2 separate regions of the Mus musculus genome follow, and region 1 is linked to region 2. The links are chromatin contacts, found by Hi-C or POLR2A ChIA-PET in ENCODE. All regions are on one chromosome and are shown on one strand. The core of a region is the stretch at or near the end of the contact, and the rest is flanking DNA. Distances in the headings are between cores, read along the strand shown. Region 1 holds the start of Pdia5 (protein disulfide isomerase associated 5). Region 2 holds the start of Sema5b (sema domain, seven thrombospondin repeats (type 1 and type 1-like), transmembrane domain (TM) and short cytoplasmic domain, (semaphorin) 5B).

Region 1 (5,226 bases), core at 719-3,218, 50 kb after region 2:
CTTAAGATGCAACTCTCTGTTGGGCTAATTACCCAAGTCATCTTCATAATCAATAAAAGCAAGTGACTTAGGACACAGCCCTATCTCTGGGGACTTACCCCAAAGCAGCACATGCAACAATTTCCTGAATAACATTGATGAAACAATGAGATGGTTGCTACAATGTGGCAGTTAGCTCCCATGTACAATGTGATGGTTGCTACTGTGATGCTGTGAGCACTCCTGACACAAAGTGATGTAGGCTTGTGTGTTTGTTTACACACAGTGTTTCTGGAAGGCAAGACAGCTAAAGACTAACAATGGGTATGCACTAAAGGTAAGGAGTAGACACCTGGAAACTGGGGGATGAGAGAGGCTTTAGACAGCTGGCAACGTTTATTCAGGGAATATCTCCCAACTCCTCAATGTGCACTTCCTCTGTCCATTTTATTATTCTCCATTTGCATCCTTATGACGGAGTAGTTGTCCAACAAACATTCCTAAATGAAGTGACAAGCTGATGGTGCGCGTGACAAAGAGGATTCAAAAGAGGATTTTTTGTTTTGTTGTACATAAAAGACCTGTCTTATGTCTATGGGTGTTTTTTTTTTTTTTTTTTGTTGTTGGTTTTTGTTTGTTTGTTTTTTGGGTTTTTCGAGTCAGGGTTTCTCTGTATAGCCCTGGCTGTCCTGGAACTCACTTTATAGACCAGGCTGGTCTCGAACTCAGAAATCCGCCTGCCTCTACCTCCCGAGTGCTGGGATTAAAGGCGTGCACCACCCTACCCATATGTAGGAGTACCACAATCATATCTTGTGCCCTTGGAGATCAGATACCCTGGAATTGGGGTTACAGGATGGTTGTTAGTTGCTATGTGGGAGCCAACAGCAGCAAGTGCTCCTAAATAATGTACCCATTGTCCAGCTCCCATTTTACATTTTTTGTTCAGGTAATTAGCATTCATTTAACATCAATTAACTATTTAAATGATACAGTTTGGTGGCATTTAATACATTCATAATGCTGTGCTGCTTCCCCTTTTATCTAGCTCTGAAAGATTTTCATCCTCATCAATGGATTTCTGAACTGAAATTCCTTTCCTCCATTCCCCAGGTCAGAGTAATCTGTTTACACAAAATGCAAACAAACAAACCAAAAAAAAAAAAACAAAACCAAAACCATTTTTTCCAATTTTTGTATATTTTATATAAATGCAATCATACAATATACAACATTTTGCATTTGGCTTTTTAAGAATCAGCATCATATATTTTTGATATTTGTTAACATGGTTGTGTGAATTTCTTTTTATTGGATGAATAGTATTCCGTTGTACCGGTGTATATCACATTTTCTGTATTTGTCTTTTGAGGATATTTAGACTCACTCTTTCTTTCTTTCTTTCTTTCTTTCTTTCTTTCTTCCTTTCTTTCTTCTTTGACTATCATAAACAGCGCTGCTAGGAACATTGGTGTGCTAGTACTACTTGAACACACTTTTCGATTCTTTTGAGTATATGGTTAAGGAGTAAGGGGATAGTGTGGTGATCTATACTTAATATTTTTTGGGCTCTCTAAATTGTTTTCCCGACACCTCAATAATGTTTTGTCAAGGGGAAAAAAAAAGCCTCGGGAGCAGATGGCATTTTCCATCCTCCACAGGCCATCATAGACTTTACAATTAGTACCTACAGTCAAATGACTGGAATTCTCTGGGTTGCCTGCTAATCCTCGGGGTGGGGAAACTAACTTCTGGGGGCAGAGTGAGTTGTTGGTTCTGATTCTGCGGGCACAGAGCAAGGCTCCTTAGTGAACAACTGTCCCTACTCCCCAGCCTCCCTGCCCCCCATCCTCACAGCTGCTACTCTGCGTCCTCAGGCAAAGTCCGAGGCAGAGGCATCCCGAGCTTCTCGTGAACTACAACTCCCGGCAGGCTCCTTCCCGGGCCGCCTCTCCTAGCCTGGTGCGCATGCTTTGGCAGACGTGGCACCGGGAACTCGGAGGCGGGGAGCGGCTGTGAAGTGGCCGTAGCTGTTGGCCGAGGTGGAGCTGGCAGGCGTGCGCGGGAGCCGGGTGCAGACGGCAGGAGGCGGCGGGGATGGCGCGGGCGTGGGGGCTGCTACTGGCGATTGGGGTGAGGCTGTGGGCCGGCGACACGTGCGTCCCGCATGGCCGTGGGAGCGCGCGGTCCGGGTTGGTTGGGGGCGTGCTCGCCGGGTGGCAATAGGGTCTTTGGTCCTCTGCTCTCCACTGGGGCCGGGCCGGGTGATCCCTCTCTCCGGGTTCGCGCTCCCGCACAACTTTGCGGGGACGCAGGTCTGGGATGTCCTTAGCCTAAGCAGGACTCCCCGGGCGGTGCTTGCACCTGTGTGAGTGTGGGGTGGAGGCTGCCTTCCACTTGCGCAGCAGGAACACTTGCTCGTGGGTTGGACCCCCGGAGAAAGGGCGCGTGACGGGTTGGGTGGGGTCACCACCTCCAAGAGTTCTGCTCCCACGGTGATGCCGGCTCCAGCCCCGGCCACTTTCGAGCTGTGTGTGTGGCGCCCTGGATCTGTAAACGTGTCTGCGTTCCTTCTATGAGATGGGAAACCGTAAAGATACCCGCTAAGGAGGTTGTCAGACGGGTCGGCTGAGGAGTCGGTGGAACCAGCTCCGGAGACTGCAAAATGATACCGGAGTGATACAGAAGTGGAGGAGGGGTGAACCGTGGTGCAGACTATGTGGGGATGGGAGGACTTTCCCGAACAAGCATCCCCCGAGAAGAAGTGGGGACTGGGGACGGGTTTGCCCCTGGGGCTGAGGTGTGGTTGTGGGTGTGTGACAGGATGTAGTTGCCTTCTTCCACATCTCTCTCGTAACTTCTTGTCTCCCTTGTGTTGGGTCCATCTCCTTATGGCCACCGCCACTATCACCAAGTTCGGAAGACTTACTTGCCCCTACCACTCCACTGTTTTCCCTTTGGGTGTGGCAAGGATGCTGGGCAGATGGGGGGGGGTGTGGTGGAAAGGGAGGGGTGATTAGATCTAAACGCTTGAACTCCGCAGTGCCCTGTCCTTTGGGATCACCAGTTAAAGGAGTGACATCGAGTTTTCTGTTATGTGGAAGAAGGTGTCAAAGGAAGCTCCCTGTTCCCAGTTCTGCATCCTCCGTCTAGGAGAGATCTAGTAGGTTACCGCGAAGCTTTGGGGTGCTGGTGGTGTGCCATGATGTTTGACATAAGTTTCCTGGAGCCAGTTGGGCTGACTCCCATCAGGATGTCAGTCCTTGAACTCTGAGGGAGGAGGGTTTTGCTTTCTTCCTTTTTCCCTCCCTTCAGTAAAAACAAGAGCCCAGGGGACTGACCTTTTACTCTGTAAACATTTATCAACCACATTGTTTGCCACCGGGTTGAATTTTGGGTGGGGAGCAAACTACACTCTGCGCCTGCCTTCAGGTGTTGCCCTCGGCTGAACAGCAGTCAATCCTGTGAGCAAATACTGTTCGAAGGACAAGAGCTAATACCCTAACTGCTGCCAGCCTGCCACAGGAGAGCCATACATTATCTGAGGTGGAGAGTCCCCACAGGGAGAGGTCACATCTCTGAGAGGGAGAGTCTGCCAAGGGAGAGCCCCTGGGGCCTTATTGAGGTGGGTGGAGCAGAGTCCAGGAATTAATGTGTTGTGGGTATTTCGGAGGTCTGTATGTACCTTCCCCTCAGGCAATGAGGAAGAACTTTGAGGTTTGCCCAAAGCACCTGGCAGCTGGACGTTCCTGAGCCTAGAGTTAGCTCCGCAAATACAAGGTAGAGGGATGAGAGCCTGGAATCCGCAGCAAGTGACTGCGGGTTGGGCCTCTGTGCATTTAAAAGCTATGTGGATTTGATAAGGGCTTCCTACATCCCTGGGAGCAGTTTGACTTCTTTGTTCGCTCTGTATTGACTGAAGGCCACTGGGCGTGGCCCAGGGTTTTATGAAAATGGATTTAACTGGGTCTGATGGCATGGCTTTGGAATCCCAGCTACTTAGGAGGTTGAGGCAGGAGGATGGAAAGTCCTGTTTGGACTACAAGAGTAAGTTTAAGGGCAGTCTGGGGGGCAGAGGGCCAGCCTAGCATGCGCTAGATTCAGTTCTTAATACTGTACAAAAGAAAAGGAAAACAATTCAGTATCCCCTGTATGTGGTCTCACTGTCAAGTTGGAAGTCATCTGTGGTCAGTAAGAAGAAAGGTGGGGTCTGATGACCTAGCTTGGATGATACCGCACTTGCCTTGTCTATATGAGGCCCTGGGTTGGATCCCAGCACCACGTAAATTGGGTATGGTATAAAGCCAGGCGATTGGGTCAGAGAGCCAAGGGCATCCTCAGGATTTCAGGCCAGCTACCATGACTTAAAAAAAAAAAAAGTGAGCATTTTACAAGACGATATTTTGAGAGACCACATTTACTTTTATCACCAGCATAGTAATAACAGATGTATTTCATTATTTTAATTCAGTCATAATACTGTATTATTACTTATTTTAAATCTCTGCCTAGTTTATAAATTAAACTTGTTCACAGGTATGTATGTATGTATGTATGAGAGGAAAAGCCTCTATGTTCTGTACGACCTGTAGTTTCAGGCATCCACTGTGGCTTTTGGAGCCACCCTTCCTCAAATAAGGGGAACGGGTGGAAAAGGATTGACAGAGATTCGTGTACAGGGCTGTGTGAGTACCGCATCTATTATAAAAGCAAAAATACGGGAGTGATTTAATTAATAATTGTGGCACGGTACAATACCCTTTGGCCTCTTTCAGACTTTGGAAAGTAATGTTTCTTTGTTAGTTTGGGCATCTATAACAAATACACTGTAGACTGGGTCCTTATAGTGACAAGTTTGCTTGTCACTGTTTCTCATGCTGAGTGACTGATGTCATCAGGGTGCTAGCTCAGTCAGGTTTAAGGCGGATCCTCTTCCAGGCTGCTGACTGTTGATTTCATGTATCCTTGTGGGGCAGAGAGAGCTGAGCACTTTCTGGGTCCTTTTTTAAAGCACTAACCCTATTCATGCAGATTTTACCCTGAAGCCTTGATTACCTTCCCAAGGCTCCACCTCTTCATGCCTACCACAGTGTGTGTGTGTGTTGGGGGGGGGTGCTAGGATTTCAACATGAATTTTAGGGTACACCAAACCATTAGTAGGTCCAACATCCAGTCAGTGGTTGTAAAGAAAACTCTCAGTATAGTTAACGCACGTTGTTCAGCTATGCCAAGGTGTGGATGAAGACC
Region 2 (5,069 bases), core at 1,296-3,795:
CCCAATGTAAAGATGTAATCAATCAGACTGCCTCTCAATCTCCCTGCCTTTTCTAGTCTGACCCTTGTCATTAGGGAACTCTCCCTCTCAGGCCCTTACCCTTCAGGATCCTCTTTGTAAACAGGCAGCTGGTGAGGAAGGACCCCAGTCCTGTTCCATCAAACTCACCAAGCCAATGTTCTCTTAGGAAAGCCTAAGCCCACCGCTTGGGCACCAAGCCTCACTGAGCAGGAATTCTGCCCTGAACCTCAACATTATTTTTATCAGCACCTAATACTGTGTGTTGCACAGCATAGGTGATTTAGAGATGCTTGAGGTTCACGTTGGTGGAGAGGTAGAGATGGGAGGCCTGCCATTCCTTTCTAAACTGGTGGCGATAGCTGGTGATAGGCAGAAAGGACTGACGGAAGGGGACACACACACACACACACACACCTGGTACACATACCTTTCTTGATTTGCCAGAGCCCAGGTGACCTTTACTCCTGGAGGATCCTCTCTAAAGCTCAGAAAGTCGAAGGTTCTTGTTGCTCACAGATCTCTCTCTCTCTCTCTCTCTCTCTCTCTCTCTCTCTCTCTCTCTCTCACACACACACACACACACACACACACACACACACACACACACACACACACCACTGTACTCTGGTTTTAACCCTTCTTTCCCCTGCACTGGGAAGAAGCTAGATTTGAGACAGGGTGTTTTCTTTCCAAGCCTCTTACTCTCACCCTCCCACACACCCTCGTACTGGTGAGGTCCCACTCTAAAGCTCGAATTCTCCTCTGCCCCTTCCTCAAGGTCGTGGGCTCCAGAAAGACAAGAAGCCACTTGTAAATGCCAAGAAAAAAAAACAAGGGGGGGTAAGGAAGACTGGAAAGGGGTGGACTAAAAGATGGGGGTGGGTAGGTAGGGAGGTTGAACAGAGCACCGCAGAATGAGGTCCAAGTCGGTACAGAATGCGGGTAGGCAATGGGAGAGCAGAGACGGGTGGAAGGAGATTGAATTTACAAAAGGGTGGAGAAAAGAGATCGGAGTTAGGGCCAGTGAAGGCAGGATCGTGTAGGTTCTAGACACAGTCAAACTTCCAATACCCCAGTCCTATTTGGCTGACCAAGAGCGCATGGCCCACTAAAGGTGGGCTGACCAGATGCGCTCTGTAGGCTCTTCTCCAATTATCAAAAGCCAGAAGAGGATCGCAGGCCTGGGGGCAAGGTCCCGAGGCCACCGCTCCAGATCCAAACTCAGCGCCTACTCATGTCTGGCGCAACGGGGCGAGACGACTCAGAACCGGGCCCCGGTAAAGCAACCAGAAGGGATGAGATCGGCGCTTCAGGTGGTCGTCTGGTTCTTTAAAGTTTGAGGCCCGCAACGGAGCCCACATCGTTCTGCCGATCCTCTTCACCTTCGCTTTTTCTCCGCGGGTCCTGCTGCTACTTCTGTCTCCGCTCCCGCCGGCTCGGGTCCCCGGATCCCCTTTCCTGTTCGCATCCCTCCTTGTGCCCAAGCGCAACCCCCCCCCCCATCCCTCCCTCCGCGCTGGATCTCCCGCACGACGTGAGCGGAAAGTGAATGGGCAGCCCCAATCACAAAGACAAATTACCATGAGAAAAATAAATCAGGAAATCGCCCCTTTAGTCCCAGGTTCCCGCCGCCGCACCCGCTTCACTGGCTGAGGCAGGAGCAAGGGGCCCCGGGCTGCTCCATCCAGGGCCTTAGAGGACACTGTGGGCTCCGAAGGGCCCAGTTAAGGCTGGAGTAGCCTAGGGGGTGGAGGGGTCTAGGAAGAATCAGGCGAGGGCCGGGTTGGTGGCGGCGGCATGGGGGACGTCCCTGCGCGGGAGATTTCACACTCTGGGCCGGCCACGCGTTCCCACGCGCCTCGCCGCCCGCACTCTTCCTCTGCCAGGTTTCCCCGCCCGCCCTCTGCTGAACCTCTGTCTCGGCCCAGTCTCCGTTCCTTTGCCCCCTCGCTCCCCCAGCCTTTCCCTGGTCAGTCCCCCTACTCCAGGCCCGCGATCTGGGTCTCCGCCGCGGCTGCAGCCTAGACGCGCTGATCGCAGCCCAGTGGAGCCAGAAGCCAGAGCGAGCGGGTGTCAGGAACGCAGCAGCTCCGGTGGCGCCCCAGCCGAGGTAGCCCCAGACAGCCCCGGGACCCGCGCTCCAGCCCCCTGAAGCCTCCCCAACGTGCCTCCAACTTACCAGCGCCCCCGGACTCCCACCCCTCTACCTATCCTAGTTGCTGAAGTTTGCAACTCACAGCCCCAGCTGGCGAGGGAAAAAGCTCCGGAAGCTCCCGGACTCACCTCCCGGCAGCACGCGCAGGTGCCGGGCTCCCCGCGGCCCTGGGCTCAGGGCGGTGCGGACCACAGCGACGAACCCGAGGGCTGGTGGCCGGTCTGGGAATGGGGCGGCCGAACAGCAAGGCTCCGGACTACGGGTTCAGCGCTCCGCCGCAGTCTCCGACTCCTGTCGGGCCCGGCTGCGCTCCGGCTGCTCCAACAGCCGCTGGATGCGCGGCCGACCGGCGGGGCTCGGCGGAGCTGGGCTCCAGCACCAACCCCCGCGCTCCAACTAGCTCCAGACCCCGCGCGCCGGAGCGAGCCGGGAGGAGGAGAGTGAGGGAGCAGGCGGTGGGGTGGGGGGGAGGCGTGGGGGAGGAGTTGGAAGCCAGAGGAGAGAAGGAGGGGAGCGGGGGAGAAAAGGAGGAGGGGGATGGAGAGGACCTGCGACTGCTGGCGCTTCACCCGCCAGCCCGGAGGAGAGCGGGAGAGCGCGAGGGGGCGCCCTGCATCCCGATTTCGCCCCCTAGCAGAACTCCGGCCCCTAGCTTGCGAGCTATGGGGATGGGTGGACAGAAGCTGCCTCTGTCCTAGGTCTCTAGCCTTTGCCATCTTTTGCTAGGTTTTACCTTACCGTTCTCTGCCATCCCCATCTCAAACCGACCCCAACTTGGAGCCTGAGAAAGCTCTCCCCCCAACACACACCCTGGGGTCCCCAATACCCCAGCCCCTTTAGCTGTGTAGAAACATTTTTCTGCCTGTGGATTTGAAATATGAATGAGAAAAGGACCGCGTACTAAACCCGGGAGATTGTAATCAACTCCAGCAACAGCGAGATGCTAAGCTGCTGGGCTGGACCGAAAAGCCAGAGCTGACCGGTTGCTAGTTAACCTCACAAGCTACAAGATCTTGGGTGAATCTCTCTAAGTCTCAGTTTCCTCGGCTGTAAATTGACGTTAGTGATGTGCACCCTACCGAACCTCGTATGAAGAACCAGCAGGGGATCCAGGGAGTGAAATGGCTTCAGGAACACTGGGAGGGTATCCAAAGAATGTTCAATCCTAGAGGAACGGAGTAATGTCCGCAGCAGAGGGACCCTTAGCGCAGCCACACCAAGCTAGGTGGGATTGTTTCCAAGTTAAGTGATCTAGTGTCGACAGAGAAAGTCGAGGAGCGCAAGCTTCAAATCCTAGATGCTAGGGCTACAAGCACGGATGGAAAGGGAGCCCTCTGCTGAACAGAAGAGGTACTTTAATTATAAAATAAGGTGAGCTAAGGAAGTGAAAAAGTGGGAAAGACAAAGGACCTGAACAATCAAAACAAGAGAAGTGTGCTTCTAAGAGAAAACCAGAGAAAACCGCCAAATAATGCTTTAGGGGAATAAAAACGCTAAGAGTCTCTCTGGAATGCTTTGGAGAATTAGAACCGATTCCAGGTGAAGCACTTCGTGTTACAAAATGAAACCTCGGAAAAATGCAGAAGGATGGAGATAGTGATGGAGGCGGTAGGAGTCCCAGGATGCAGGCAGTAGGAATCCCGGGATGCTTCCCTCCAGTACCTCCAGGGTAGTGGAACAGAAAGGGTGTGCTCTAAGGAAGCCCTTTATGAGGTGCTGTGAAAAGGGAAACAGTACCAGACCTCAGAGAGATAGTCTTTCTAGGGCAACAGAAAAATGCTGAAGCTCGTAATGTGCTGCATAAAGAAGAACTCACAAAGATAAAACCTATTCTGGACCCAAAGAGAGATGCAAAGATGGGGATGGGGAGAAAGCGTCGTCTGAGCACAGACACATCTAAGCCGGGGGTCAGCTCTGAAGAAGCAGTATGCGCTACACAGACCAAGAGATCTGGAGAGTAGAAGCCAGTTTCTAGAATCTCTGGACCTCTTCCATGCTATACACACTGGCCCAACCCTCCCCCACACTCCCAATCCCTAGAGGATTGTTTTTACCATGGCAAAGATACAAAGATGTGGAATATAAAACATCTTTTTTAAAGATTTCTTTTCATTCTATATGTTGGCTTGTGTGTCTGTGTGAGTGTATGCCATGTGTGTTCTGGTGCCCGTGGAGACAAGAAGAAGACATTGGATCCCCTGGATCTGCAGTTGTGAGTCCCCTGGTGTGGATGCCGGGAATCATACTGAGGTCCTCTGCAAGAACAGCAAGAGAACTGCTGAGCCATCTCTCCAAGCCCTAGAAGCACCGTTTGATTAAACCAAAACCATAATGTTCCATAAGCTGCACGAAGTGAGGGGAGGCTGTTTGGCTGGCTGGGAAAATAGGCAAATGCCTTCTGGATGATTCTGCGGGCCACCACTGTCTCTTGGAAAGCCTCCGTCCTTCACACCGTCTTCCCACCGCCTTTCCCACACCCCTTCCTGGCTTCCCCTCTCCTTATGAATGAGCCGGGGAGGGAGGTTGGCGCAGGAAGAGAAAAGGCGACACCCTTGTCTGGGGGAAACAGAAAAGGTGATCATCATCTTTAGGAGGAGCCAAGAAGGAGACACTCAGAGACACAGGCTGAGGAGCAAGCCTGCTCGCAACCCTGAGCTAATTAATCCTAATTGCATCCTACTGTGTTGTATTGATTACCAGTGATTACTCAAGGACTCTCAATACCAGAGAGCTCCAGAGGCTGGACACTAAGAAAGGGGACAGTTTCTTCCTGAGCCTGGCTCACCACCTGCTCCAGGCATACCCTGGTGCTTGGCCAACTTAGCCGGGAGAGAATCTTAGAATTATTGTACTTGGGACAAAATCCGAAGCGCTGGTTCCAGCAGCAGCAGCA

What was found. A loop is a pair of places that touch in the nucleus more often than their neighbours do. ChIA-PET counts read pairs that join two places held with the same protein, here RNA polymerase II (POLR2A).
Region 1: POLR2A ChIA-PET joins it to region 2 with 17 read pairs in Patski. The contact joins the promoter of Pdia5 here to the promoter of Sema5b in region 2. A Hi-C loop is called at or near these places in 3 of 37 maps with a recorded cell type or tissue (ES-E14, Patski and mouse embryonic stem cell). POLR2A ChIA-PET finds 5 or more read pairs at or near these places in 4 of 5 experiments (Patski and embryonic stem cell).

The regions. Positions count from the first base shown.
Region 1 is chr16:35,487,615-35,492,840 of GRCm38, reverse strand. It overlaps Pdia5 (protein disulfide isomerase associated 5), which reads left to right and starts at 1,968. Exons shown (of 17, transcript NM_028295.1): 1 at 1,968-2,112. The coding sequence starts at 2,077.
Region 2 is chr16:35,538,838-35,543,906 of GRCm38, reverse strand. It overlaps Sema5b (sema domain, seven thrombospondin repeats (type 1 and type 1-like), transmembrane domain (TM) and short cytoplasmic domain, (semaphorin) 5B), which reads right to left and starts at 2,545. Exons shown (of 22, transcript NM_013661.2): 1 at 2,305-2,545.